Regions from separate parts of the Mus musculus genome. Here region 1 is linked to region 2. A link is a contact called in ENCODE Hi-C data. All regions are on one chromosome and are shown on one strand. The core of a region is the stretch at or near the end of the contact, and the rest is flanking DNA. Distances in the headings are between cores, read along the strand shown.

Evidence for each region. A loop is a pair of places that touch in the nucleus more often than their neighbours do.
Region 1: a map of T-helper 1 cell shows a loop between it and region 2 (4-fold over the local background). The contact joins the promoter of Hdac7 here to the promoter of Slc38a2 in region 2. A Hi-C loop is called at or near these places in 2 of 37 maps with a recorded cell type or tissue (T-helper 1 cell and T-helper 17 cell).

Annotation. Positions count from the first base shown.
Region 1 is chr15:97,830,190-97,833,408 of GRCm38, reverse strand. Hdac7 (histone deacetylase 7) reads left to right here and starts at 1,914. Exons shown (of 25, transcript NM_001378971.1): 1 at 1,914-2,050. The coding sequence starts at 2,032. Gm33636 (a long non-coding RNA gene) reads right to left here and starts at 2,723. Exons shown (of 4, transcript XR_001781759.2): 1 at 2,104-2,723.
Region 2 is chr15:96,697,735-96,701,063 of GRCm38, reverse strand. It overlaps Slc38a2 (solute carrier family 38, member 2), which reads left to right and starts at 1,336. Exons shown (of 16, transcript NM_175121.4): 1 at 1,336-1,656; 2 at 2,247-2,449; 3 at 2,801-2,882; 4 at 3,027-3,142. The coding sequence starts at 2,334.

The DNA.
Region 1 (3,219 bases), core at 665-3,164, 1.1 Mb before region 2:
AGATGTCTAGCTGGAGGGAGATCTTGGAAGGTCATGAATATTCATGAGTCAATGAAGAACTCGGAAGCCACGCTGAGGCAGTGCTTCCAAGCTAGGTACCTTGAACACTTGTGATAAAGAAGAGATTCAGACTCATAGACTAGACAGCTGAGGGTCAGTGCGGCTGGGAGAAAATCAGTGCTGGGGTGGAGTCCTTCAAGGGAAAGAAAATCCTTCCGGCTGAGGCTACAGAAATCGTGAAACATTTCAGAGGAGATGAAGGGATTTCAACAACAGAAGGGAGAAAGGTAGAGCGGCATTTACTCTGTAGGGAGTGTCTTAGGCCAAGGCAAGGAAGTGGGTAAGTATGGGGACATGAACAGCTAGCTGACAGGGCTGGCTGTGGTAGTAATAACGGTAACTACCTCTGAGCAAAGTACCAGGAGACACTGGGCAGGGATGTGTGTGGTGCCACATTGCAAGAGGCCATGGATGCTAGGGCAAGGTTGTAGTACCCATTAACAGGTACAGAGGAGTTACACTTAGCAGCTGAACAAGGGCACATGAGTCTAGACCTGTGTGTGACCTAGCAACATGGCCAACGTCCCTCTAGGCCACTCAAGACTCTGGCTTCCAAGATATCACATCTCTAGGTCTGCCTCATTTTCCCCTTCTAAAGGTTCTTGGAGTTCCGAGGACTCAGAGAGTAGATTGGGACCAGAAGGAAGCTGCCTTTCAGTGGCGGGCACCTCAAGGGCAGGGGAGCATAGTGTTCCTGGTGAATGACCGCTCTCCCTTCCCAGTTTTCTGACCTGCCAAATTGCTGGAGGCAACAGGACTGACAGGCCAAGCCAGGAAACTCAGTGGGAAGGTCCTCGGCCCCTGACCCTTGAATCTGACCTCCTCCCGTCTAAGATGGGGGAGAGGCAGGGAGGGCTTCAGTGCAAAGCCAGTCCTCAGCTGAGTTTATTAGCTGAGGGAGGGCTGGAGGCGGCTGCATTCCGACTCACAGACTGGAACATTTCTGTGATCCGCTGTAATGCACTGGGGGACACTGGGCACATTGCTGAAGTTTGACTCATAGGGTCCAGGAGTGGGGGGGCAAAGGAGGGTCATTGTGGAGGGAGAGGAATGGAAGAGGAAGAGGAGAGGATGGAAGGAAATCCCTTGAGAAAAATTTTTTTTAAGTTTCGAAAACTGCACCACCCCCCATCCCCTTTTTTTTTTCTTTTAATAGGAACAGACTGGACCCTTCTGCTCCCCTCAGCAGACAGTGGGGGCGGGGGGTGCCACTGGGGTTGGACTGGCAGTGGTTCAAATCAGATCCTGAAGTGTTCCTGAGGAGAGTCGTGTGTGTGTGTGTGTGTGTGTGTGTGTGTGTGTGTGTGGTGTGTGTGTGTTAGGATGGGGCAGGGGTGTCCGTCTGGGATTCCTTGCTCGAGACTCCAAGCGTGCCCTGCTCTCCCTGTGTGTAGCGCTGCCCTCGTTGACTTAAGTGTGTAGATGTGTGCACAGGAGTCCTTCCCCGAAGCGTAAAGCACCCTGGCTTGTGTAAACATGGATGCACGCCCGTGTACGCTGTGTATGCACGGGTGCGTGCACTCAGGTATCTGGGTTTCCGGGAATTGTGCGCGGGGCGCAGCGCCGCGCGGCGGCTGGGGCTTCCGCGGCCGCGCGCGGGTCCGGCCGCGTCCCGCGTTCCGGGTTCGGCGCTGCCTCCCGGGCGGTGAGCCGCGCCCCGCCGCGATCGGTGTCTGCCGCCAGGCTGTGTGCTGCTGAGCGAAGCCCGGGTGGTGTGTCCCAGGGCCGCCAGCGCCGGCCCCCTCCCTCCCCTCCCCCTTGGCCCGCTCTCAGACTCAGATAAAGCATTTCCTTCCATTGTCATCCTACCCGGCCGGCCAGGCTGCCAGGGCCCTCCCCCTCCCGGCCCCCTCCCTTCCTCTCGCCGTCTCACAGTCGCTCTGCAGCCTCCGGCGACCGGGGGGATGTGAGGCCGGCGCCCCGGCCCCCCGCCCGCCATGAGCCCCCGGCTCTGAGGGCCCCGGCCCCTGGATGCACAGCCCCGGCGCGGGTGAGTACCGGGCGGCCACCCCCTCCCCGTCCGCCCCGCCCTGCGCGCGGCACCCTGCGCTGCTCGCCCCGGCTCCCGCTCCGGCTGCGGCTGGGTCTCCGGCCGGTCCGGCTGGCCGGGTCCTCCGCGCGCCCTGGACCGCGCCCGCTCGCCCGGGCTCTGGCCCGCTCGCTGCCCCGGCTGGTTCCGGGGCCGAAGGGCTCCGGCCTCCTGCGGGGCGCCCACATCCGCCCGCTCCCGGGCAGCGACAGGCCCCGGGGAGGCAGTGGGAGGCCCGGGGCCGCCTGTGCAAGGGCCGGGCGTCCCGTCACCCTCCTCCCCGGGATCCGGGAGGCACGGCCGGCCGCCGAGGCCCGGGAGGGGGCGGTGCTCCGGGACCAAAGGTTTGGAAGCGGGAGGGCAAAGGCTAGGACCCACTGAACTGGCGCAGAACTTGCAGGGCTGGACATCAGCGCCCCTGTCTTGTAGAACTGGGCAGGGCCCTACTCAGATCCTGTAGCTGAGGGAAACGTCCCCTGGAGGGGTACTGGGCTGGGAGATTTCTCTGAGCATCACCCCTTATCCTTGATCACCCATCATAGAGAGACAGACACTGTGTTCAGCCTAGCAGTGAGGACAGTTAAAGGCGTGGGGAAGTGGGGGCCGCAGGCTGAGTACTGAGAGAGGTAGGGAGGTGGGGAGCTGGATCTAGCCCCCCCACCCCCACCCACCCCCAGTCTGATAGTACTGAGAAGTATGAGAACCCGGGCAAATCTGGCAACTGAACTGTCTTTTCGCCACTGCGATTTCTCCGCCAATTGAGTTGGAAGAAAAACCTAAGTCCTGCATGCAGGTCGCTTAATGAGTCCCACTTATTTCTCACTGGCTGCCGGTTTGGGGCCGACTTAGGGCTGACCATTGGTTCCCTGAACTATCCTTGCTGGCTGTCCAGCACTCCCCCAAAGCATCCTGCATCATCTGGCGGGGTTGGCTTGCTGCTAAGTATCCCTTCCCACATCCCAACGCAGCATCTGCTTGAGGCCCAGTTCTGCCTGCCAAAGTTTCAGGGTGATAATAGGACATTGGCCCTCGGTGGCCCTGGAGGGAGTGCAACATCTGGAATCAGGAGCTAGTCCTCCAGACTTTTACCTAGATTTGCTCAAATTCCATTGCAGACTGTCACTTTGGTT
Region 2 (3,329 bases), core at 87-2,586:
GACACCACATGGTTTAGAAAACAGAACTGCAAAAGTAGGACTGAGGAGGGGAGCATTAATTATAGGCAAGCCGAAAAAAGGCGTTCCTGGCTCCTTAGGTCTAGAGTGACCACCGCCCTTGAGAGGGGCGAGGGGACGTGCAGCATTCATTCTAAGGCTATTGTTTAAGTATGGCTGACCGGACCAGAGGTTTAGGATGAAGAACACAGTGTGTAAAGGGGAAATAGGGTCCTGCCCTGTCAATCATGAACACTGACACGGGCTGAAGGTACCCCAAGACTTTCGTGCCACGGAAATAGGCAGTGTTGCAGATTTCCTCAGGAAAACATTGAAGGCAAAAAAGTGTGATCACACCCAACCCTTTCCTCTATGCCCAGCCCAATCTCTCCCACGTCCCCCAAAGGAAGAGAGCACCAGGTCAAACTCGTTTGTTTATTCTTTCATTCAACCAGCATTTCGCTCTCCTCGGGGGTCTTTGTTCAACCGAAAGGGAAGGGCCCTCGCCATTCCGGCAGCACCGAATATTCTCGTCTAGGGGTCCCCCTGAGCCGCCCGGCTCTGCAAGACCAAAAGCACCACCGAGGGATCTGGGCTGTAGAGAAAGCTCCAGGCCTACATTCCAACGAGGGCGCTCTCGCTGGAAGCCCGGGGAGACGCTAGCACCAGGGGTGGGGTGGTAGCAGGAGGGAAAGTGTCCACCAAGAGGGAACAGGGCGCCCCTGGGCGGCCTCGGAAGAACCCAGCCCGAGGTTCTTTTATTAAAGGTGTGTCTGGCTTGCTGGTCAAACGCAAACCCTCCCTAGTACGCTGTGGCACGTGCAACCCAAAAGTCTATGCCGACACGCAACTGCGAGCCGCCTCTCATTCACCACCAGGCTAGCACTGGAGAGTGAAAGCACATCTAGGTGGAAAGATCGAGAACACAAACCGGCCCTCTGGGCAGCGTGGCAGCGCCCGCCCAAGTTCTGCGGGAGAAAAAAAAAAAAAAAAACCCTTCACGTAAATCAAATCTTAAGTCACGGGCTGGGAATGGTTATGGGGGGGGGGGCTGGGAGGGTAGGGTACTGCACACTCGCCGGCTGCGTCCCCGAAACGCAGCGTTGGAGACCGGGCTGGGAGGGAATCTAAGGGATCCGGCTCCGTAATTACAGCAGCCGCGGGTGGCGGCCACCCACGGGGCTGCAGTGCCCCGAGCCGCGGGGAAGCGGGGTGCGGCTGGCCCCCCGATTCGGGGTGCGGGGCAACCGGGAGGGAGGCGGAGCCCAGGTGCTGTTGATACACAAAGGCGAACGCCCGCGCCCCGCCCACTGACGCGGCGCCCCGCCGCTATAACTCGCGCTCGGGAAGCTGCTCCACACCGCGCCACGCCGTCGCCCGCGCCGCTACCCCTCAATCTCCGCCGGAGGATCGTGATCGCCATTCCCCGCTCTTTTTTTTCATTTTTCTTTAATAATTAAAGAGGAAAAAAAAATCCACCTCTTCTGCCTGTTGTTGGATTACGGGGAAATTTTAAAAATTTTTTATTAAAAAAAATAAAAGAAAAGGACTCCGTCACTGTTACATTTTTTCCCTCGTTTTACAATTCTGGTGTGTGACCGAGACAGCCCACGGGAGACGCTGCCGTGAGGTGGGCCAGCTCGCAGGGAGAGCACCGAGGTGAGGCGGGGGAGGGGCGGCGGCGGGGACGCGGGCGGCGCCGGCGGCGGGAGCGGGGGCTTGCGGCCACCCGGCCACAGCCTCCCGTTAGGGGGAAGGGGGAATCGCGCACGGGCCGCTCGGCTGCTTGCAATCGGGTCTTGTGCCTCGAAAATAATCGTCCGGTCCGGGCGTGGGGCAAGGCGAACCGCGCGAGGGCTTGACAATCAATCGCCCCTCGGTATTGCATCAGTTCCTCCCGGGGTAGAGGAGGGGCGGGTGACCGGGTACCCGGGGCAGTCCCCGGCTTGCCGGAGGCTAGGCTCGGCGTGCGCCCTGTAAACAAGCCCCGGCTGGGGCAGGGGGACCGGGCTCAGCGCCGGGGCGGCTGGAGGGGCGCCTCGGCGGGCGCATCTTTGTTCTCGCGGCCCCGCCGTCGGTACTTTTCCGCCCCTCGCCGCGCCCCCGCCCCTCGCTCGCCTGGTACTTTTCCACTCGCCTGGCGGGGGATGAATCAGCCGCGCTGCGCCGCTCGGCGGCGTCACGTGGTACGGGGGGGGGGCGGGCGGGCGCGCGCCGCAGTCCTGACGCGCCGCCTTCTACCTTCGCAGGCAGCCTCGAGGGCCAGTGCGCCGCCAAGGACAAAAGGAAGCCCGCGCCGCGAGCGAGCCGCACACCGTCCGTCCCTCCCGAGCAGCATGAAGAAGACCGAAATGGGAAGGTTCAACATCTCCCCGGATGAGGACAGCAGCAGTTACAGCTCCAACAGTGACTTCAACTACTCATACCCCACCAAGCAGGCTGCTCTGAAAAGGTGGGAAAAAGAAATGTGCTTTGCAAATTAAAAAAAAAAAGCCAGCTTGCACACACGGGTGCCTCGGGGCTGGAGGGATTGCTCATCGGTTACAGGCTAACGCGCACACCCAGGAACCAGAAGGCTCACCCGAAGCCTCGGTCTCCCCTGGCTCACAGCCCCGGAGAGAGTAGCCTGCTAAATTACCCGGTTGTTACTGCATGACAGATGGTATTACCTTCGAGAACACCTAGTTCATGCATTAACTTAAGCAGAACTGAAGGGCTTTACATGATGTAAACTATAGTTTTCGTATCTTTCAGTTGGGTTACAACGGCCTTTTTAAAAAAAAAAAAAATTATGTGTTTGCAGCCATTATGCCGACGTGGATCCCGAAAACCAGAACTTTTTACTTGAATCAAATTTGGGGAAGAAGAAGTACGAAACAGACTTTGTAAGTTAACAGTACTGTTATGTGCTTGGCTTTATGGAGTCAAAGAATAGTGTTACTTTTAGATTTCAAATCTGACTTGCCCGAAGCTGGTTTTTCTCCTTTTAATTATTGTTATATGTTTGGTTATCGTTTCCCTCTGTGTAGCATCCAGGTACTACTTCCTTTGGAATGTCAGTATTTAATCTGAGCAATGCGATTGTGGGCAGTGGAATCCTTGGGCTTTCTTATGCCATGGCTAATACTGGAATTGCTCTTTTTATGTAAGTATGTGTAAGTGGTGCCTGCCGTGCAGGGCAGTTAATATGATAAACATATTCTTGGCTCCAGGAAAAAAAAAAAAAAAAAAAAGCAACTTGCGGTTCAAAGTAGTCGGTGTTAAAAATAATTTAAGCTTGAAAGTATGGGAAATCCGAATCTCTGTTTTACTGCTATTATTGTACGTCCTCG